Linked DNA regions of Homo sapiens: region 1 is linked to region 2. The links are chromatin loops, found by intact Hi-C in ENCODE. Cell type or tissue: GM12878. All regions are shown on one strand. Each heading gives the region's core, and the rest is flanking DNA. Links, peaks and the distances in the headings are about the cores only.

Region 1 (11,607 bases), core at 2,639-10,638, 580 kb after region 2:
GGGTTTATACCCAAAGGATTATAAATCATTCTACTATAAAGACACATGCACATGTATGTTTATTGTGGCACTGTTCACGATAGCAAAGACTTGGAACCAACCCAAATGCCCATCAATGATAGACTGGATAAAGAAAATGTGGCACATATACACCATGGAATACTATGCAGCCATAAAAAAGGATGTGTTCATGTCCTTTGCAGGGACATGGATGAAGCAGGAAACCAGCTAAATTATCAGCAAACTAACACAAGAACAGAAAACCAAACACCACATATTCTTATTCATAGTTGGCAGGTGAACAATGAGAACACATGGACATGGGAAGAGGAACATCACACACTGGGGCCCGTCGGGGTTGGGGGACTAGAGGAGGGATATCATTAGGAGAAATAACTAATGTAGACGACGGGTTAATGGGTGCAGCAAACCACCATGGCACATGTATACCTATGTAACAAACCTGCACGTTCTGCACATGCATCCCAGAACTTAAAGTATAAAAAAAAGAAAAAAAAAGATTATCAGCCGTTTTATCACAGAAACCTTAAAGGTCAGAAAGCAGTAGGATGATTTATTTGTAACATATTTAAAATGTAGAAGGGAAAAAAACTATCAAACAAGAATTCTCCATCTGGTTAAAAAAAAAAAACTGCCCTTCAAAAATGAGATAAAAATTAAGACATTCCCAAATAAACAAAAGCCAAGGGAATTCATTACTACTGGCATTTGCAACAGAAAATGCTGAAAGGAGTACTTCACATTTACATGAAAGTCACTACACCGTAACTTTGTCAAAGCCATACAAAAATATAAGGTTCTCAGGTAAAGGTAAATACATGGACAAATATAAAAACTAGAGTATTATTGTAAATTTGGCTTATAACTCTACTTGTTATTTTCTAAAGGATTAAAAATACTTACGAATCTGTTCATGGATACACAACACATAAAGATGTAATTCCTGATCTCAATTACATAAAATGATGGAAAAAGAGCTATATAGGAGTAGAATTTTTGTATGTCGCTGAAGTGAAATTGGTATCATTCAAACCAGATTGCTATAACTTTAGAATGTTATATGTAATCTCCATGGTAACACAAAAACTATCTAAGAAGAAAAGGAAATGAAATGAGAAGAGAGTCAAAATGTGCCAATACTAAGCAATCAACTAAACTCAAAGGAAGGCAATAACAGAGGAAATGAGGGACAAAAAAGCCATAGGATATACAGAAAACCTATTTCTTAAATCACAAGATTAAGTAATTCCCCACCAGTAATTACTTTAAATTTAAATGTGTTAAACTCCAAATCAAAAGAAATTGACTGGCAGGAAGGATTTTTTCAAAATAGGATACAACTCTACACTATCTACAACAGACTCACTTTAGATCTAAAGACACCAATAGGTTAAAAGTAAAAGGACAGAAAAAGATACTCGATGCAAATAATAACCAAAAGAGAGATGGAGTGGCTATACTAATATGAGACAAAATAGTCAAAAACTGTTGTGAAAGACAAAGACATTACAGATTGATAAAAGAGCCAATTCACTAGAAGATAGAACAATTATAAATATATACACACACCAAACATCAAAGATCCCAAATATATGAAGCAAACACTGACAGAACTGAATGAAGAAATAGACTGTTCTGCAACAACAGATAGAAACTTCAACACCCCACTTTCAACAGTGAACAGAACAAGACAGAGCAATAAGGAAACAGAAGACTTGAGCAACATTATAAACCAACTAAAACTAATAGCACTCAACCCAACAACAGAATAAACACTTTTCTCAAGTACTTACAGAAAATTTTCCAGGACACACTATATGTTAGGCCACAAAACAAGTGTGAATATATTTTTAAATGACTGAAATAATACTATCCTTTGTTACAGTAGAGTGAAACTAGAAATCAGTAACAGAAGGAAAAATGAAAAATTCACAAATATGTGGAAATTAAATAACATATTCCTAAACAACCATGGGTCAAAGAAGACATCACAAGGGAAATTAGAAAATACTTTGAAACAAATGTAAATGAAAACAAAATTTACCAAAATATATGGGATGCAGCAAAAGGCACTGCTAAGAGGTAAATTTATAGCTGTAAACACAATAAAAATGAAGATCTCCAACCAAAAAACAAACCATACACATTAGGGGAACAGGAAATGTATAGCACACCAAACCCAAAGTTAGCAAGAGGAAGGAAACAAAGATTAAAACAGATATGAATAGAATAGATAATAGAATAAGAGAAAAATCAATGAAGCCAAAAGTTTATTCTTTGAAAAAAAAAATCAACAAATTGGCAAATCTTAAGCTACATGACTAGAAAATATACAGAGAAAACTCAAATTACTAACGTTAGTAATGAAATTGGACATTACTACCAATTTTACATAAATAAAAAGGACTGGCCAGGCGCTGTGGCTCACGCCTGTAATCCCAACACTTTGAGAGGCAGAGGTGGGTGGATCACAAGGTCAGGAGTTCAAGACCAGCCTGGCCAAGATGGTGAAACCCCATCTCTACTAAAAATGCAAAAAAATTAGCCAGGCTTGGTGGTGGGCGCCTGTAATCCCAGCTACTTGGGAGGCTGAAACAGAGAACTGCTTGAACCCAGGAGGCGGAGGTTGCAGTGAGCCGCTACTGTGCCACTACACTCCAGCCTGGGCGACAGAGCAAGACTCCGTCTCAAAATGAATAAATAAATAAATAAATAGGATTTTAAGAGTACTATAAACAACCGTATGCCAACAAATTGGATTATCTAGATATAATGGATAAATCCCGAGAAACAAACAACCTAGCTAGATTAAATTATGAAGAAACAGAAGATCTGAATATATTTGAAATAAGGATTTTAAGTAGTAATCAAAACCCTCCCAACAAAGTAAACCCCAGGACAAGATGGCTTCATGGGTAATTCTACCAAACATTTAAAGAAGAACAAACACCAGTCTTTCTCAAAGTCTTCCAAAAACTTGAAGAAGGAGGAACACTTGAAACTCATTCTATGTGACCAGCATTATCCTGATACCAAAGCCAGAGAAAGATACTAGAAAACTATACAGCCATATCTCTTACGAATACTGATACAAGAATACTCAACAAAATGCAGGTAAAACAAATTCGGCAGTGTAGCAAAAGGATTATACAAGATCACCAAGTGGCATTTATTCTAGGAATGCAAAATGGTTCAAACACATAAAAATCAATTAATGTAGTACACCCTATGAACAGAATAAAGGGGAAAAACAAAGATCATCTCAACTGATGCAGAAAAACATCTGACAAAATTCAACACCCTTCCCTCATCAGAAAAAAAAAAAATAGAAGGAAACTTAAACTCACCAACATAAGGCTATATACGAAAAACCCGCAACTAACAAGATACTCAATGATGAATGGAAGATTGAAAGCTTTTCCCCTAAGATCAGGAGCTAGACAAATATGCCTGCTTTTACCACTTCTATTCAACGCAGTATTGGGAGGTCTAGCCAGACCAATCAGGCAAGAAAAATAAATAACGCATCCAAATTGGAAAGGAAGAAGCAAAATTTATCTCTGCTATAAGAGACGTGATTATATATGTAGAGAACACTAGAGATTACACAAAAAGTAGTTAGAGCTAACAATTAGACATTGCAGGACACAAAATCAACACAAAAATCAACTATGCTTCTACACACTAACAATGAACAATTATGAAAATTAAGAAAACGATTCCATTTACAATGGCATCAGAATAATAAAGTACTTAGAAATAAGTTTAACCAAAAAGGCGAAAAAAGCCTTGTACACTGAAAACTACATCCCCGAAAAAATCAAGGAAGACAAGGAAATGGAGAACCATCCCATGTTCATGGATTGGAAGGCTTAATATAAGGTGACAATACTAACTGAAGCTATGTACAGACTCAATGTATTCCTTCTCAAACTCTCAGTGACTTCTTTCGTAAAAACAAAAGTCCATCCTAAAATTAATGTGGAATCTCAAAGGACCCTAAATAGCCAAAACAATCTTAAAAAAGAAGAACAGACCAGGCGCAGTGGCTCACACCTGAAATCCTAGCACTTTGGGAGGCTGAGGTGGGCAGACTGCCTGAACTCAGGAGTTTCAGACCACCCTGGGCAACATGGTGAAACCCCATCTCTACTAAAATACAAAAAAAAATTAGCCAGGCATGGCAGCATGTGCCTGTAGTCCCGGCTACTCGGGAGGCTGAGGCAGGAGAATTGCTTGAACCCAGGAGGCAGAGGTTACAGTGAGCCGAGATTGCACCACTGCACCCTAGCCTAGGTGACAGAACAAGACTCCATCCCTTAAAAAAGAAAAAAAAAAAAAAGAACAGTGTTAGAGGACTCACATTTCCTGACTTCAATACTTACTACAAAGCTATAGTAATCAAAACAGTGTGGTCTTGGCATAAAGGCAGACATATATATCAATGGAAATGAATAAAGAGCCCAGATACAAACCCTTGCATATACAGTTAACTAATTTTCAACAAGGATGCCAAGAATAATGGCAAAGAACAGTATTTTCAACAAACAGTGCTGGGAAAATTGGATTAGGTTGGACCCTTACCTTAAGCCATCTATAAAAACTAACTCAAGATGGATCAAAGATCTAAATATAAGAGCTAAAACTATAAAACTCATGGAAGAAAATACAGGGGAAAAGTTTCATGACACTGAATTTGGCAATAATTTCTTGGATATGGCAACAAAAGAAAAATAAATAAACTAGACCTCAAAATTAAAAACTTTTGTGCAAAGGGCGCTATCAAGACAGTGAAAAGGCAACCTATATAGAATGAGAGAAAATATTTGCAAATAATATCTAATAAGGGATTAATATCCAAGATATATAAATAACTCACTTAACAACTACAAAAACCCAGTTAAGAAATGGGCAAAGGACTTGAATTAACATTTCTTCAAAGAAGAGGTACAGGTGACCAACGGGCACAAGAAAAAAATTCTTAACATCACTAATCATTGGGGAAATGCAAAACAAAACCACGATGAGATACCACTTTATGCACATTAGAATGGCCATTAAAAAAAAATCCAGGAAAGAACTAGGGCTGGCAAAGACGTGAAGAAATTGGAACACTCGTGCACTGCTTATGATGATATAAAATGACACAGCCACTGTGCCAAACAGTATAGTGGTTTCTGAAAAAATTGAATTTAGTATTATCATATAACCCAGCAATTCTACTTTTAGGAACACACACCCAGAACAACTGAAAGCAGGGACTGAAGCAGATATTTGTATGCCAATGTTTATTCATTGGTATTTACAATAGCCAAAAGGTGGAAACAACCGACAACATAAATAGATGAGTAAATAAAGATGGTATGTACACATAAGAGTATTATTCAGACTTTAAAAGAAATGACGTCAGGCACAGTGTCTTATGCCTCTAATCCCAGCACTTTGGGAGGCCAAGACAGGAGGATTGCTTGAGCCCAGGAGTTCAAGACCAACCTGGGCAACACAGAGACTCCATCTCTACCAGAAATTTTAAAAAGAAAAATTAGCCAAGCAGGGTAGTACATACCTATAGTCCCAGCTACTCAAGAGGTTGCAGTGGGAGGATCACTTGAGCCCAGGAGGTCAAGGCGCAGTGAGCCACGATAGCACCACTGCACTCCAGCCTGGGCAACAGAGTGAGACCCTGTCTCAAAAGAGAAATAATTGAAAAAAAATTCTGATACATACTATAACATGGATAAACTTTAATAACAATGTTAAGTGAAATGAGCCAGTGACAAAAGGACAAATACCATATGATTCCACTCATATGAGATACCTAGGATAGTCATATCCTCAGAGACAGAAACTAAAACAGAAGTAACCAGGGGCTGGAGGAAGAGGTCATAGGGGTAATTGTTTAGTAGGTAGAGAGTTTCAGTTTAAAATGATGAAAAAGCTCATGAGAGATCAGTGATGGCGGCACAACATTGTGACTATACTTAGTAACACTGAAAGGTTAAAAATAGTACCTTTTATTATGTATATCTTACCACAATAAAAAGCCCCACAGGGTAGTCAATGTTATGTTTAAAAGAGAAGAAATAAATGGGAAGTCATTTTAGATATGTATTTACACAGGTCTTAGAAGAGCTATTCAGCAGATGAGTACCTAATGAACTGGAATTTTGGCAGAGATCCTGGGAGTGAAGTGAACCAAATCACTTGGGAAGTGTGAAGTAATTTCCTCCTCCAGGGAGGTCAGCAGATAGAACATGTGAAGCCAATGTTAAGATTTCTCTGGAGTCTAAAAGATTATCAAATTGGACAAGTCTGTTCTCAGTGTTTTCCAACAAGGTGCAACTGACGTTTTGGACAGAACAACTGCTTCATCCTGTAGGACTCTCCTGCCTGCCACATGGTACTTAATACCCCTGAACTCCAAACCACTTACCAGGGGCATTCCCCTCACCCTCATCACTCTAACAATCAAAAAGAAACCCACCCACGTTTGTTACCACGACTACCATGACCCCAGATCACTCAGATGACAACCACAGAGTGATTGAATCCAAAACTGAAATAGGAGCACCCTGGTCTGTTAGGATATGACAAGCTATAAAGCAGTAGCAAACAACCCTAAATCTCAATCAATAGCTTCAAACCAAAAAAAAAAAAAAAAAAAAAGGCTTCCGTCTTGTTCACATTACATGTCCATCACAGGCCAGCCCAAGGCTCTATTCCACACTGTCCTCACACCAGAACCTGGGCTGATAGAGCTACCACTCTGCAGAATGCTGACAGATGCAGTGGCAGAGGGAATGAGATACAGTAAGTGGTATGCTGGCATTTAAATAATTCACTTAGAAGTGACATATAGTACTTCTCATATTCCACTGGCCAAAGCAAGTCAAATAGCCTTGACTGTTTCAGGGCCAGGAAAGTGCAACCCTACACCACTTACCTGGAAGGAAAAGAACCAGCCCTGATGACTTCCAAACTATGCCTGCGAAGTGCTCTGAAAAGTAGAAAACGCTATATAAATGTTAATTAAAAGAGTATATTACTAACAATACTACTTTGCCCTTCCATCCATTCAATGGATATTTATTAGGCATCTAATACATGCTGGACATCGTCTCCTAAGCATCAAATATATGCCAGACACCATGCTAAGAGAGCTGATGAAAACTGAGTCGTAAGTGGTAGGGTAAGAGAAACAATCTTTAAACAATTCCAGTGTGGTATGATAAATGTGATCAGGGAAGTCAGCCCAGGTACTCCAGAAGTTCCCAGGGCGAGCACCTGAGCCAGCGGTGGGGGCAATGGATGGGAAGACTTCCAGGAGCAGTAACCTACATAGCTGCAGGATGCAGTCACCCTGGAGAACCTGCTGTAGATGCACAGGTGGAAGCATGAATGTGGGCGCTGTGGATGGGGTGTCCCTGCCTTCCGCCAAGTCAATGAGACCAACTTGCCACAAATTCCCCATAGCCCTAATCTGCAGTCACTTCCACTAAATGTCCACTGACACATTTATAGGTTTTCTTGGTTTTCTAGGCAGACCGGATGTAAAGAACAGATTTCTGGGACTACTCTCCACTTTCCCCCCAACTAGAACATTCTATGAGATGCTCTAAGTTCAAGGAGACAACATTCTTTCAGTCCAGTTATCATAAGCTTGGTTCTAACCTCAGCAAAAACTGCTTTCTTTCAGCTAATATAGCGCAACAAAAGGGGAAATGCCCTAGGAAAACAATGTGTCAGAGGCTCCTAACCATTGAAAATCAGGCACATTCCCTTTATGAGATATTAAATACATTATAAAGAGTTATTAAAAATAGTGCAGACTCCAACACAAGCCGTAAGATATACAGTATACCACCCTGAGATATTTATTTCCTCTAATAAAGAAAAAAATATTTTTTCAACAGAAAATACATAAAATACACATCTAGAAACACTAGACAGTCACTAAAAATGAAAACTGTAAAGATCTCTACGCTACTAGGAAAAGTAATGCTGATAGTGCTAAGGAAAGCAGATTCCAACAGCAATCATACTGTAAAGGTTAGACAAAGATGACGACTGTGCTACAGGCAAACACTTCATGGAAACTGCAGAAAATGGGGCACGGAGAGTAGGGGAAGCAGAGAAGTGGTTCAGTGCAGCTTACGGTAACATGTTATTGTTTGTACAATGCAAATTTCACATAAAAGTCATTCCTATGTAAAAGCTTGGTGGATCTTATTCACATTCCCAAACTGACTTTTACAGGCAGTATAAAGCATAATCTGGTGAGTTCCTAAAAAAGAACCAGACTAGCTGCTGTTAACACTCCAGCCCTTCTAGTTAAAGGGAGGAGGGAACAGGGCAAGTTTCCTGACTCACCAAGGCCCGGTGATTCCAGCAGCAAGGGCCAATTCCTTACAAATTGCCCTGAGCAAATTAGTCAATTTAGCCTTATCTTTAAAAGGCAGATAACACAACCTACTTCACAGAACTACAGTGGGGATTAAATCTGATAACTTTTAAGTACTTAGCACAGCATGACTTTTAAAAGGAAGTGATAGTTTCCATTCCTTGGGGGCAAAAAAGGATGGCTCTTAAGGTCTCCCTCTACTCTCCAAACCCAAGGTCCCCCAGGTCCCCATAGCACAGAGCAGGAGCCAGCTGAGCTCTGGCAAAAGCAGAAGAGGAAGGGAGTTCAAGCATGGCCTTCTGGTAGAGAGTGTGGGGAAAGAGGCGTGTTTTCTGTGTCTTTGTTCTTCCACCCTACCAATGCCTAGCACATAACCGGTGCTCAACTGACTATCTGATCAGTGTACTAACCCAGTCAGCAAGCCCTCTATCCTCAGCTGATGATCATGAAGGAAAACAGGCAGGAAACATCAACGATTTATTTGAACTAAAGCTCAGGCCCCTTGCACTGTGAGACTCCACACTTTATTTCTGTGCTGCATGCAGGGTGCTAGCATTTACTACTATGGAAGATACATTTTTCTGAGTGTTAACTTCAGTGGTATTTACCAAATATGCCTCTGAATGGTCCTATTTCAAAAAAACTACAGAAAGCACTGCTTTTCATAAACAAAAAGAACAAAATGGCCCCAGTAGTATTTTCTTATCTCTATCCCTACCTACTTTAAGTAGCCTGTAATCTATTCCATTTTGGTGAATAAAGCCGAGTCTTTTCTAAAACAAAACTGTATACTGGAGGTAAATATTCTAAAACATAACTTTGAGTAAAGGAAAACTCTCAAGAGCAGTTTAAATGTAATGCCTGGCTTATTCTATTCCAATGATGTTCTAATCTTTTTCATTAATTTACTCTAATGTTTGTAATTGTTTTAGGCCACAATTATCTCATTGTTTCCTGGCCTGTGTACCTGATCAGAATCATTATGATCTCTGAGGTTTTCGCCTGATTTTTGAGAATCCTGCTCTGCTATGGATGGGGTAGCCAGCAGAACACAGAACAACCAAGGAGCGTTTTAAATACAAGACTATTAGAGTGGCAAATCATTGTCCTTTCTGTGACCAGCTTCTGGGGCTCTGGAATTACATGTTAAACAACAGGATCAGATGGGAGCACTTTGCAGCTAAGAGACCAATACCAGAAAAATACCCCTTTACCCCTTCAACAGCGTGCTCCTGCCTATTTACAAGAACATTTAGCATCATTTCCTTCTCAAATGGGCCATCCTGTACTCTGGAGCTAGAACAGAGTACGAGGAGAACACTGACATTCAGTGCCTACCAGTTTCTCTCCTACGGAGCTGCAGCAAGCTGGAGCTCCCATGAGCTGCACTGTTGACAGCTCTTAGTCAGGGATCACACCCTTGCCTTTACGAGCTATTTCTGTCATTTTATATAAAAGCACAAAGACACAGTGGTCAGCACGACAAGACTACAGCCTGGGGGAAGCGTAATCACTGTCAGAGGACATCAAATCCAACACACTGGTGGGATGGCAGGAAAGCAGACTCGAAAGTAGTTCAGAGTAAATGAGTCTCCTTGTTTGCTTCTTACTCATAACATTAGGCCTAAGCTGCTTTGCTGAAACACTTAGCTCTGCGCTTTCCAAGCGATAGAAATTATACTTACTCCAATGTGTGAGATGAAAACCCACTGCACACTGAGCTGAGCGACATTTGATGTGCAGTAATGCCACTTCAGGTGGTTCATCACATTGCTTTATTCATAAGGCTGGGGGACAGGGTGGAACCACACGAATTTAACATCTTGCTGTGCCTGAAATGTTCATTAAGTGTTCTTATCCGCAGTCACCTGCCCACCCCACAGAACCACTCTCCACTAATTTAGAGACTATAATCTGTGCACATTTAAATTACGATGAACAGGAACATTTCCACTGGAAAAACCATCACACATCTTTGATTTGCACTGCCAATTAGGTCTTCAGAAAAGGAAAAAAAAAAAAACCCTGATCATCTTACATATAGTAATTTGCCTTAATTGGTGCATAATGGATCGGATATAATTTGTGGGTAACCCCTACATGATAAATAGTTTATTTAACATTTTAGAACTACCAAAAATTAGCCTCATTGTGTGGCAGTAAACGCTCACTTCCAACTACACATTCTGGGACTTCTGAGTTTCCTAAGCATGAATTATGAATATCAGTAGTGGAAGTGCAAAGAACTCTCCAGCTTAACAACAGGAGTGACACATTCCAGAAACATTTTCTGATTACATTCACAAGGAGCTCCGGAGTGATAAATTCCAGATACATTTTCTGACTAAACTCACAAGGAGCTCAAATCTCCATCCAGAGGGTTTGTTTTTTGTTTTTAGTCCTGTAGCAACAGAAACTCCTAGAAGGTTAGGACGCCAGCCGGAAGTGGTGGCTCACGCCTGTAATCCCAGCACTTTGGGAGGCCGAGGCAGGTGGATCACCTGAGGTCAGCAGTTCAAGACCAGACTGGACAACATTGTGAAACCCTGTCTCTACTAAAAAAAAAAAAAAAATACAAAAAATTAGACAGGCGTGGTGGCGGGCGCCTGTAATCCCAGCTACTCGGGACGCTGAGGCAGGAAAATTGCTTGAACCCGGGAGGCGAAGGTTGCAGTGAGCCGAGGTCGCGCCATTACACTCCACCCCGGACAAGAGCGAAACTCCGTCTCCAAAAAAAAAAAAAAAAAAAAAAGGATGCTAATACACGGTAAAAGCCAGTGGCAAAAAATAAAAAATCGAACCCTGTCTCATTCCGTAGGCTTTACTGTTTCCCTTGCTTTTAATAGTTTATCTCACAGGAGGCATTTTAAAAATATTCTCAGAAACATCAACAACAGATTTTTCTCAAGCGACCATTTTCAGGAAGGCTTCAGAAATTACTAAAAGGCCAAAGCTACCGTTAGTGGCTCAGTCTTTGCCGCCAGACTCGGGCAGGTGACAGCGGTTTGGGCTCGGGCGCCGGGCACTCTGCGCCTTCCAACGCTGGCGGCCCCGCCTCCCCTTCTCCCGGGCCAGGCACGCAGGTGGAGGAAAGTAAACACCAGTCGGAAGCAAGGTGGAAGCAGTGAGTCTCGCGACTCTCAATAAAACAAGTGGAAAAAAAAAAAAAAACAATCCTCGCACAA
Region 2 (11,607 bases), core at 1,945-9,944:
TAAATTACCCAGTCTCTGGTATTTCTTCATAGCAGTGTGAGAATGGACTAACGCAGTGAAGAAACCCAGCAGACACCAACTTAACCAAACAATCAAGGATAAAATCATCAGAATTAAGACATCATGTCCTTTTTTTTTTTTTTTTTTTTTTTTTGAGACGGAGTTTCACTCTCCTTGCCCAGGCTGGAGTGCAGTGGCACAATCTCAGCTCACTGCAACCTCCACCTCCCGGGTTCAAACGATTCTCCTGTCTCCCCCTGAGTAGCTGGGATTACAGGCGCTTTTCACCATGCCCGGCTAATTTTTGTACTGTTTAGTAGAGACAGGGTTCACCATGTTGGCCAGGCTGGTCTTGAACTCCTGACTTCAGGTGATCCACCCTCCTCTGCCTCCCAAAGTGCTGGGATTACAGGCATGAACCACGATGCCTGGCCAAGACATCATGTCTTAATCAATGCCAAATCAAGAGACATTCTACAAAATCACTGACCAATACTCTTCAAAAGTGTCCAGGTTACAAAAGACAAGGGAAGACTGAGAAACTGTCACCCACTGGAAAAAATCAAGGAGACATGACTACAAAACGTGGGATCCTGGATTGGATCCTGGGACAGAAAAAAAGGATATTAGATAAAAAACTGGGGAAATCTAAATGAAATCTGTAATTTACTTAATAGTATTGTACTATACCAATGTTAATTTCCTAGTTTGATCATTGTACTCTGGTTATATAAGAAGTTAATATTAGGGCAAGCTGGGTGAAAGGTGTATGGGAAATCTGTACTATTTTTGTAACTTTGAAAAGCTTGAAATTCTTTCAAAATTATCATATATTTAAAAGCGAGACAGTGTATGGCAGATGCACCTGACAGCAATAACTTAACTTACACATACCCTGAAGGGTGACCCTATGGTCTAAGAAGAATGTGTGTTCGGAGTTCTGTGCTAAGGAATACGGGAGTGGCCAACCCAGAGATTTACTCCTTATCTATGAAGGATGATTAAATTCCCAGCCCTTAGAACACAGGTCATACCGGATATTGAGGTCCTTTGTTTTGGGTTAAATGGAGGTTTCTAGGTAGACGGTGCTAAGTAAAAAATGCCATGTCAACTGCATGCTTTTTACAAACAGTAGAGGTTCTCCTGTTCAGCCCACATCCACTGGGCCACCCCTGTACGTAAGTACCCCCAATAAACCCTATGTCTCATTCACTATCTCTGGGTCTCTTCTTCAGCCTCTCAGACACAGTATCATCCCTATTGTAGTCAGTGTAAGGGTCTGGCATGACAGACAGCAATGATCTTTGTCAGTACTACCCAAAGTACGTGAGACCAAACGTTTAGAAATTGTTTTAGCAGTAATTTTATGTCTATTGGACTTTAAAAGTTTTTTGACTGGGGCTGAGGCTTCTGGGTTTTTCTTTTGTTTTTTGTTTTCTGAAACAGGACCTCATTCATGCCCAGGCTGGAGTGCAGTGGCATGAACACTGCTCACTGTAGCCTCGACCTCCCCAGGGTCAGGTGATCCTCCCACCTCAGCCTCCTCCTAAGTAGCTACAGGCTTGCACCACCATACCCAGCTAATTTTTGTATTTTTTGTACAGATGGAGTTTTGCCATGTTTCCTAGGCTGGTCTTGAACTCCTGAGCTCAAGCTATCTGCTTGCCTCAGCCTCCCAAAGTGCCGGAATTACAGGCATGAGCCACCACGCCTGACAACTGGGGCTTCCTGAAAAAAATAAACAATAATAACAAGTAAGAAAGTAGTGGGAGGGGCTCTACTGTGTCGTCCCTGGGAAGACTGTCTTTTATTTCACTGACTTTGTGGGAATGGTCATGCCGTCTCTCTCCTTACCTGTTTGTAGCCAACACCAAGAGTGTACCAAATACATTACTCAGCAAGTCCTCAAGAAATGCATCCAAGTGAGAAAAGATGACTAGAATCCACATTTTTCTGCATTAGAAACTTTATAATGCGAAGCTTGTATGTGTAGAGGTCTTTGACCATCATTAGTGTCATAAATGGTCGCTAATACTTATATATATATGTATGTATATATATATATATATATTTTTTTTTTTTTTTCATTTTAAAAAATGAGGCCAGGCACAGTGGCTCACGCCTGTAATCCCAGCACTTTGGGAGGTCAAGGCTGGCAGATCACTTGAGGCCGGGAGTTTGACACCAGCCTGGGAAACATGGCAAAACCCCGTCTCTACAAAAAATACAAAAATTAGCTGGGTATGGTGGCTAAAAATTAGCCAGGCGTGATGGTGCGCAACTGTAATCCCAGCTACTTGGGAGCCTGAGGCAGGAGAATTGCTTGAACCCCCGGGCAGAGGTTGTTGTGAGCTGAGATTGCACCACGGCACTCCAGCCTGAGCGAAAAAGTGAGACTCCGTCTCAAAAATAAATAAATAAATTAATTAATTAATTAAATAAATAGATAATGATTAAGCAACAAAGATCTCTTAAAGAGTTGGAGTCAAACCAAGCCTAGAACTTTTCATTTTGTTTTACAAATTTTATTTCGGCACTCAATCCTTAACCAGATGTGACTACCTTTTAACTCTGATAATGCAGCAGTAAAATTGGAATTTGGATCTCCAACTTTATCAAAAATAACACATTTCTAGTTTTGAAAAGGGCTTTTTCTTTAAAAAAATAATAATTTGAAGGACAATGATTCAGCTGTTGTATTCTTCGAATAGACAATAAATAGAATTATAGCGTTGCTTTCTTCCCCTCCACCTCTTTCTCCTCTTCCACCTCTGCTATACAAATTTTCAAAAAATGTAACATCAATGTGAAATAGAAATGTTGCCATCCACTGTGAAGCAATGAAGTACAGTGTTCATTAAACCCACCAATCCAACTAGAACCCTGAAATAGACTGTGGAAGTCATGGATTCATCTGCATAAAGCCTTTTCCTTTCACCTCTTCTGGTAAAAGAAGCCCTCGCCTCTATGGGAAACAGGGAACATATCTTCCTATTTAGAAGGATTGCAGGGATGGGAAAGTCAGCCAACTTCGGCCAATCAGGCTCATCCTCTGGACTTGTGCTGTACCCTTTCTCTAACCAACTGTAGGCTATGGCACTAACAATGTATCCCTGGAGCAGTGTAGGGTACCATGTATTTTACCAGAGGAAAGACATTTTCAGAGAATAAAGGCAACATAGGGAAAAGCAGAGCGGAGACATGTAGAGAGAGAAGATTGGATGGCTGGGGAGGAGAAAGGAGTCAGAGCAAAAGACAGAGAGGAAACAAGACAGAGAAAAAGACAAGACAGAGAAAAAGAGAGGAAACAAGAAAGCAGAACAGAGAGGCTGAGGCTTTCGATAATGACATGTGGCACAAGAACCCCCATCTCTGTTGGAAGTCAGCAGCTCTTCTGTACCCTTCAGTTACATGCCCGAGGATATCCCAATTTTTCTTCAGCTTGTTGAGGTTGTCATTCTGTCATTTAAAAAAAATAAACATGTTGATGAACATGACCCCTTTATGTGTCTAATCAAATGAAAGAAGGAACTAAGCTCTATAGCAACTGTCCTTGCCTTGACATTTGAATATACCTTTGAGCATGCAGCAGATCAGTCCAGTGAAATCGAAACTGGAACTCAGTTATAAGCTTTCCAGACAGGGCTTGAGCTACACAGAATTTCTAAGAAAGTAAATTTGACTTTGATGTTAGTTCCTCTTTAGTGTTCCCCCATATGACCAGATTCTCACTGCTCTTGTGCAAGGGAGAGAAAAATCATCTGATATGTTTCATTAATGTTTAAAGGTTAATGAACTTACAGCTTACTCCTTCTGGTAACATAGCTGCATTTCACAAGGGTCAAGATCAATGTTTAATCTAAAGAAATGAATCTCTAATGCTGAAATCATGAGGACAGTAATGCATGGATGAGGAAGCTATTTTCTGTCAAGGAAATTATCCTGCTATTTACATGAGGATACAAGTGACACTTTAGGTATCAGAAGCTTGTGCATCTATTTAAAATCCAGATAAGTGATCATGCAAAGGATCGACTCATTTTTCTTTTCTTAGAGTAGAATGAGGCATACGAGTTCAATTATTGAACTTATTGAAATTACTTCCAATAAGTTCCTTCAAAATCCAAAGATATTAATGTCCAATCCTCCTTGACTAACTGCCCTCAGGGACTTTTACCAGCAGGCTATTCTTGACTATACGGGTGCCTAAGACATCGAAGATAAGTGTTGTTCTTAATCAAAATAAAACCACATTCAAGATTTCTGTTCATTCAAGTTACAATCTGTGCTGACAGGACACTAAACAAATACTTACTTTACACAATTGAATAATTGGAATACTAAAAATTTTAAAAGCATTAACCATCTGAATTTCTGAAGAAGGTGAAGAATATTCTAGATTTCTTTGGAAAAATTTCCCTCATTCACTTTCAGCCCTTTTGAATGCCCTCCCCTACATCTGGTCTCTACCTTTTTCCCTTTTGCTTCCTCCATATTCCATTCTTTGGTTTGGTTTGGTTTTGTTTTGTTTTGTTTTTTAGAGACCGGGTCTTGCTCTGTTACCCAGGCTGGTGTGCTGTGGTGCAATCATAGCTCACTGCAACCTGGAGCTTCTGGGCTCAAGCGATCCTCCCACCTCAGCCTCTCTAGTAGCTGCAACTACAGGCATATGACACCACACCTGGCTAATTTTTTTTTTTTTTTTCATTTTTTGTAGAGACAGGGTCTCCCTATCTCTAGGGCTAGGCTAGTCTCAAGCCATCCTGCCGCCTCATCCATTCTTTCTTCATTTGTTCTTCCTTTTCTCTTCCACCCATCATCCCTTCTTCCTGCCTCCTTCAATCGATTACTTGGTTAGTGTTTGTTGGGAAGTTAGTCAGTTCCAGGCAGTGGGCTAAACACAAACATGAAAAGATGGGGTCCTCGCTGTCGTCCTTTTCTGTTGTTGAGTAACAAATCACCCACAAATCTCGCAACTTAAACCAACACGCATTTATTACCTCCCCACTCAGTATACCAGAGAACAACCTGGTGTGGCAGGAATTTCTGCTCAGGGTCACCCATGGCCAGTATTCAGGTGTCAGCCGGGCTGGGAACTTAAGTGTAGGCTCTGAGGAGAAATCCACTTCCAAACCCATTCAGGTTATGACAGAGTACCCTACAGTTACAGGACTGAAGTGCTTTCCATCTGAGATCTGGGACCTGCCTCAGCTCTTTGAAGCCACTCACATTCCTTTTCCCATGGCTCCTCAATCTTTAAGCAGTAATAGTGCCAAATGACTATCGTGCTTCAAACCTGACTGCCTCTATTGTCATCAGCCAGAGAAAACTCCATTTTTAAAGATGTATGTTATTACATTGGGCCCACCAGGCTAATCCAGGCTGGTCTCCCTCTGTAACAAAACATAATCTCAAGCATGATAGCACATTCTGAAGTCCCAGGGACTCGGGAGGGACTTCACTGGGGGCCGCTTTAGAACTTCTGCCTACACATCTGCCATCAGGTGCTCACACAATACATACAAAAACAATAGCACTGCAATAAGATAATTGTACAAAAGAAAGTGCGGTAAACAAAATGTCACACATACATACAATGGAATACTATTCAGCCATAAAAAGGAAGAAAATTCTGACATGCTACAACATGGATGAACCTTGAGGACATTATGCTAAGTGAAATAAACCTATGATCCCACTTATTTGCAGTATCTAGAATAGGCAAATTCACAGAGACAGAAAACAGAATAGAGGTTTCCAGGCATTGGCGGGAAGAAGAATGAAGTTGTTGTTTGATAGTTATAGAGTTCTGTTTGGGATAATGAACGTGTTCTGGAAATGGATAGTGGTGACAGTCACACAGCATTGTGAACATACTTAAAAGTACTGAATCGTATACTTAAAAATGATTTACATGGTGAACTTCATGTTCTGTATATTTTACCACAATAACATAAAATTAAAGTGTTGAAAAAATAGACTGGAGGCATAAGAAAAGAACAGCATAACTTGCTTCCTGAAAGAGCAAAATGTCAGATTGGGCAGGAGATAAGATCAGATGGGTGTGGGTGAGAAGGGTGTGGACTGTGCGGTGGGAGGGACAATGTCATAATTTCAGTTCCCTTTTTGGTCACCACACAGCTAAGGTAACTTGATAATTTTGTCCAAACCTGCCTTCCTTTCTTGCACTAGCTGCCTGGAAAGCAAACCTTATTTAGCAATCACTAATAGTCCTAGAACTTTTGAGTGTTAATGATAGAGGTGTGAATCAAGTACCTGCTATTTATTAAGTGTCACGTTGGTGACCCCAAATTCACCTTGCTTCTAGGAAATAGAAAGAAGGAAACACAGAGACTGAGCACTATGCTGAGCACTGTGCTTCCTTACATAGCTTCAATGCTTCACAATGACAATGCAAGTTAAGTAGCCATGAAACTTGTTTTCCCCAGTTTTACCAATAAAACATTTGGGGTTGTGAAAGTCTGAATAATTGCCCGCATGTCAGGTAACAAAGAAAAGAAAGTACCTTCCCACCTGAGGGTCTTGTAATATGCTGTTCCCTCTACTTGGAATGCCTATCTACTTTCTCAACCTGTCACCACCACCACCATCATCTACACACACACACATCTGCTTAACATTCTGTATCTAATTCCTACCCATTAGTAAGCAAGGCTACCATATTCAGCTTTATAGATTGTGTGCTGCAAGAGTCCCAGGAGCACCATTCACGTAGACCACAATGTAAAAATGCCCTTGGAGTTGTGCAGTGCCCAACCTGCACAAACATACATGGCAAACCTCAGTCTCTCTCTCTTTTTTTTTTTTTTTTTTGGAGATGGAGTCTCGCTCTGTCACCCAGGCTGGAGTGCAGTGAGGCAGTGATGCAATTTCGGCTCACTGCAACCTCCGCCTCCTAGGTTCAAGTGATTCTTCTGCCTTGGCCTCCTGAGTAGCTGGGATTACAGGTGCCTGCCGTCATGCCCAGCTAACTTTTGTATTTTTAGTAGAGATGGGATTTCACTATGTTGACCAAGTTTGTCTCAAACTCCTGACCTCAAATGATCTGCCAGCCTCGGCCTCCCAAAGTGCTGGGATTACAGGCATGAGCCACTCTGCCCTGCCTATACATGGCAAACCTCTCTCAAAGTTTTGGCTTAGGTGTACTTCTATAGGTGGGCCGGGTTAGGTCTTCTCTCATATGCATCTGTATTCTTCTTTAAAGTATCTAGTACAAGCCCACTTAAATAGTTATTTGCATAATTAATATTTTATATATGACTTCCCTGCTAAACTGCAAGTTCAACAAAGGGAGAAATCACATCTGCTTAACTCTTTTTGAACAAAGAAATAAGATAGAGCTGGGTTTGTGTGAGTTCAAAGCAAGGATCTTCCAACTGTCACTTACTGGTGCCTGTGACTGATGCAGAAAAAGATATGGAACCCAGAGAATAATGTACTAACTCTTTCAAACTTAACTCTTGCTATTGTTCCTTCTTTCTGTAACATGTTAGATTAAGTTTGTTTTTTGTTTTTTGGGTTTTTTTGCAATTTTGATAAGGTGTCCATCATGGTGTTTAACATGCCTATATTATCTGCTAAGGGGGCATTCTACAGAGCCACATTTTATACTAGGTAACTTTACTGAATTGAATAGTGTCCCCCCAAAATTCAAGTCTGCTTGGAACCTCAGAAATGGGACCTTATTTGGAAATAGGGTTTTTGCATGTATAATTAGTTAAGACAAGGTCACCATGGATTAGGTTGCCCTAAATCCCATGATTGGTGTCTTAATAGAAGAGGAGACAGAGATCCAGGTACAACAACATTGGGGAAGGAAGACAGGAGGGAAGGAAGGGAAAGAAGGAGGGAAGAAGGCCATGTGATGACAGAGGCAAAGACAGGAGTGACGCAAGCTAAGGAACAAGACTTGTCAGCAACCACCAGAAGCTACAAAGAGGCAACAAAGGACTTCTCCAGAGCCTTTGGACAGAGAATGGTGCTGCCTACAATTGGATTTTGGAGTTCTAGCCTCTGGAACCATGAGAAAATAACTTTCTGTTGCTTTAAGCCACTCAGTTTCTGGTACTTTGCTAAAGCAACCCTACTTAGGATCAAAATAATCCTAGGTGCTATAGCAAATAAACCTCCAATTGTTAGTAGCTTAGTGATAGAATTTGAGACTCAGCAGTTATAACCTACAGTAGGTGTTCCAGGTATATTGGTGGCTGTTCTCCACATGGTGATTCAGTGATCCAGGCTTTTTAAATCTTGTGTTTCCACCACTTTCTAGGGCCCCTTTGTCTATGGAAACGGGAAAAGAGAGTTTAGAACACATATTAGCTGTTTAAGTTGTCTTGACTTAGACGTGACAAAAATTTCTGCTCACATTCCATTGTCAAGAACTGGTTAAATGGCCCCACTAGATAAAAGAGTAAATACAGGTGCTTTTGAGTGATAATTCTATATTGTGGAAGGGGAACACACATTTTGCTGGGCAATTTGCCATCTCTACTACACTGCCCTCCCAACCTCAGTTGATGTGGTCAGCCTGAGGAGTAACTTCATGCTTGGCATCAAACAATGAGCTTGATTAATCATATTCTCTTTTTTTGGAATTTTGTTTTAGAACTTTAGAGAGAAGATCAGCTGTGGTGGCCTCACACCTGTAACCCCAGCACTTTGGGAGGCTGAGGCATGCAGATCACTTGAGGTCAGGAGTCCGAGACCAGCCTGTCCAACATGGTGAAACCCTGTCTCTACTAAAAATACAAAAATTAGCTGGGCATGGTGGTGTGTACCTGTAGTCCCAGCTACTCAGGAGGCTGAGGCAGGAGAATCGCTTGAACCCAGGAGGCAGGGGTTGCAGTGCGCTGAGATTGCGCCACTGCATTCCAGCCTGAGTGACAGAGTGAGCTCTGTCTCAAAAAATAAAAAAAAAAGAACCTCAGAAAGAATTTAGCTCTTAATAGCTCTCTTATGTTACAGTTTTGGGTTTGAATTTTTTAACCTCTTGCCTCAACCTCTTCCCAATTCCTGGGATCAGAGACTGTACCTGATTCATCTTTATACCTGACAAAATGTCTCACCCAATGGTTTACAGATGGCAGGATTTCACACATATTAGTGTATGCATGCCTATATGAATGTATGAATTAGGAAGCATTAAGAGTAAAAAGTTATGGTACTATAATTTTAATGTAGGTGATCTAAGTGACCATACTCAACTGTACTTAAAACATTATTTTATGGGGCTTGTACAGTGACACTTCTCCATTTGTAAAGAAATCAGTCACCAGATTCTAATTTTCTTCGTTTGCCATGCTCTGTATTCAACAGTGCAGGAGAACTGTGTGTCAGAGGAAGTGATCACTCTCTATTTACATGCAACTTACTCAGGTTTTTGCACAACAGTTTGCCATTTGTCAATACTAACATGTCCTCAGCAAACAGCCACATTGGATGAATTATGGTTTTCTTCTCACACTCAGAGCAGCAGTAACCCACGGCCACGTCTAGTTAGAGCCTACAGTCGTTAACCATCATTACAAGAGACTCGGCCTTAACACAAAAACATTTCAGCAGCTCTTTGGCAAAAGGCTAAAATATCTGGGTTACTCAATGTCATATCCAATTTTGTGCACTTCTGTGGGATTGCTGGAAGCAAAGTGAAGTTATTGGGGCCTGTGAAGTACAATAAATGGACTCCTAGACAAGCTCCTTCAATGTCAGGGAACTGGGTATGTGTGTTATGAAATTAAATGTATATAGATTTATATACAGATGTTTATACTGTTGTAAATCAAGATATATTCTTTCTTAGCTAAATTGGGATTTGCTTATAGATCTGCTCTTTTCCCCACAGAAGAGGTTGAGCTTTGTTTGTTTTCTTCCCCTCAAGAGCAGCACCGTATGATGCCACATAATTCCTAGAGATATCAGAAAGTAATCTTCTCTGTTCCCTTATGAGTGTCAAGAGCTAATCCCTGGGGGAAAGGGAAGAATTTTTGAGATTTATCTGCTGTCTTTTTTAAACACTTTGCAAGTGAATTATTGCAATCTGCATGGGGCACTCAAAATGACAACTCTCACTAAACACTAACCACCATTCAATTGCTGAAGAAGAGGGCAAAGAAATATGACCAGTATAAAATGGGAGTCCTTTTCTTGAAGCCAAGAGAAGAAGTTCATATAATTGTTCAATTCTGCCACAAGTCATTACATTGGAAGTGAAAAATTTAGTCAAAGAAGCGACAGAGTTAAATGGGGGTATCTGACATGTTTTATTTTCACCAGTAGGACTGACAAATTTTAAAAGGATTAGATGGCTGAGATATCTTCTGGTCAGGAAGTCTCCTTGAACAGGAAAGAGAAAATTTAGGTTGTCAGTCTTAGATACTTTTTGTCACTACCTCTATACTTTAAAATCTATAACCAAGGTGAATCTAAAGGATAATTTTAAATGGTCCTTGGTGGAACAATACTGGTGGTCTCTTTTTCTATGCCATGTAAAGGGAGGGAAATTTGCTCTTACCTGCCCAGTAGAAATAGCCCAACCATTCCTGCAATTAAAAATGAGAAAATTTAGCCTGCTTTCAGTGTCACTATAGGAAGGAAAAAGAAAAAAAAAAAAACAATTACTCTAAAAACAATAAAATGTACTCATGATAAATTATCCTGGTGATATCACCTGTACTCAAGAAAGAAATATGACAAATGATAGATTCTTTTTCTTGTTTCCTAGGAGAAAGAAAAATAGCATATTCAAACATCAAGACAATAACAAGTTTTGTAGTAATAGAATTTTTTAGAGATATCTAAAGATAGCACCACATTTGAGTAGCATGTATGTATCAGGCTCTGCTCCAGGCACTTTCTGCCAATTATCACTAATATGCACCATCAACTAATAATAAGAGTGGCTATGTTACTATTCCCAGCTTACAGAAGAGGAAACTGTTGCTCAGTGAAGATCAGAAATGTGTCCAGAACATCACAGCTAGTAATTTGTGGTGCTAGCATTTTGTGATACTAAAAGCTGTGCTCTCTCCATCATATTACAGTAATTCCCAAAACACTGGCCCCAGCATCATAGAAACAATCTAGGGTGAATCTTAGCTATACTACACAGAGCTAGATGGATAGAGGGAAATTTCTAGACACAATCTTCCCCTTTGTATGGGGTTCAGAGTTTCAGAACCATCCTGATATGAGCAAAGTGAAAACCCATATTTGGGTAACTGACTTACATACAAATTAAACTAATAAATAGTCAGGTGTCCCCACACAAAATACCTCCTGTCATTACACTACTACCAGGTAGTACAATCCTTTCCCTTTTTAGGCTGCCTATTATTTTGACGTTAGCCTTTATGTGTGAGTTCTCAACATGGCTCGTATTCTCTCATTGCTGGTGTCCTGCTGCAGAGGGGCATAAACTATAGGAACACAAATCATGTATAAAAGTGCTATCTTGGCTGTGCACAGTGGCTCACGCCTGCAATCCTAGCACCTTGGGAGGCCAAAGCAGGTGGATCACAAGGTCAAGAGATCGAGGCCATCCTGCCCAACATGGTGAAACCCCGTCTCAACTAAAAATACAAAAAT

What was found. Hi-C counts contacts between places; a loop is a spot of excess contacts. Peaks named below come from ENCODE experiments on the same cell type or tissue, not always from the same donor. Only the 100,000 strongest peaks of a DNase experiment are listed, where the experiment ranks them.
Region 1: a loop joins it to region 2, with 2.9 times the contacts of the local background. A loop is called at or near these places in 3 of 110 quality-filtered maps.

Annotation. Positions count from the first base shown.
Region 1 is chr7:21,933,298-21,944,904 of GRCh38, forward strand. All of the region lies in intron 1 of CDCA7L (cell division cycle associated 7 like), which reads right to left. Among named protein-coding and RNA genes, the nearest start is that of CDCA7L, 6.8 kb to the right of the region's middle. RefSeq lists an enhancer at 8,277-8,897. In GM12878, for the core only: no CTCF peak of the experiment used is centred there; DNase peaks (open chromatin) are centred at 5,934, 6,524 and 8,744; H3K4me3 peaks cover 1,716 bases; H3K27ac peaks cover 2,691 bases.
Region 2 is chr7:21,349,432-21,361,038 of GRCh38, forward strand. No RefSeq gene overlaps it. Among named protein-coding and RNA genes, the nearest start is that of SP4, 73 kb to the right of the region's middle. RefSeq lists enhancers at 3,651-3,860, 5,925-5,974. In GM12878, for the core only: no CTCF peak of the experiment used is centred there; DNase peaks (open chromatin) are centred at 3,520 and 6,080; H3K4me3 peaks cover 1,375 bases; H3K27ac peaks cover 4,185 bases.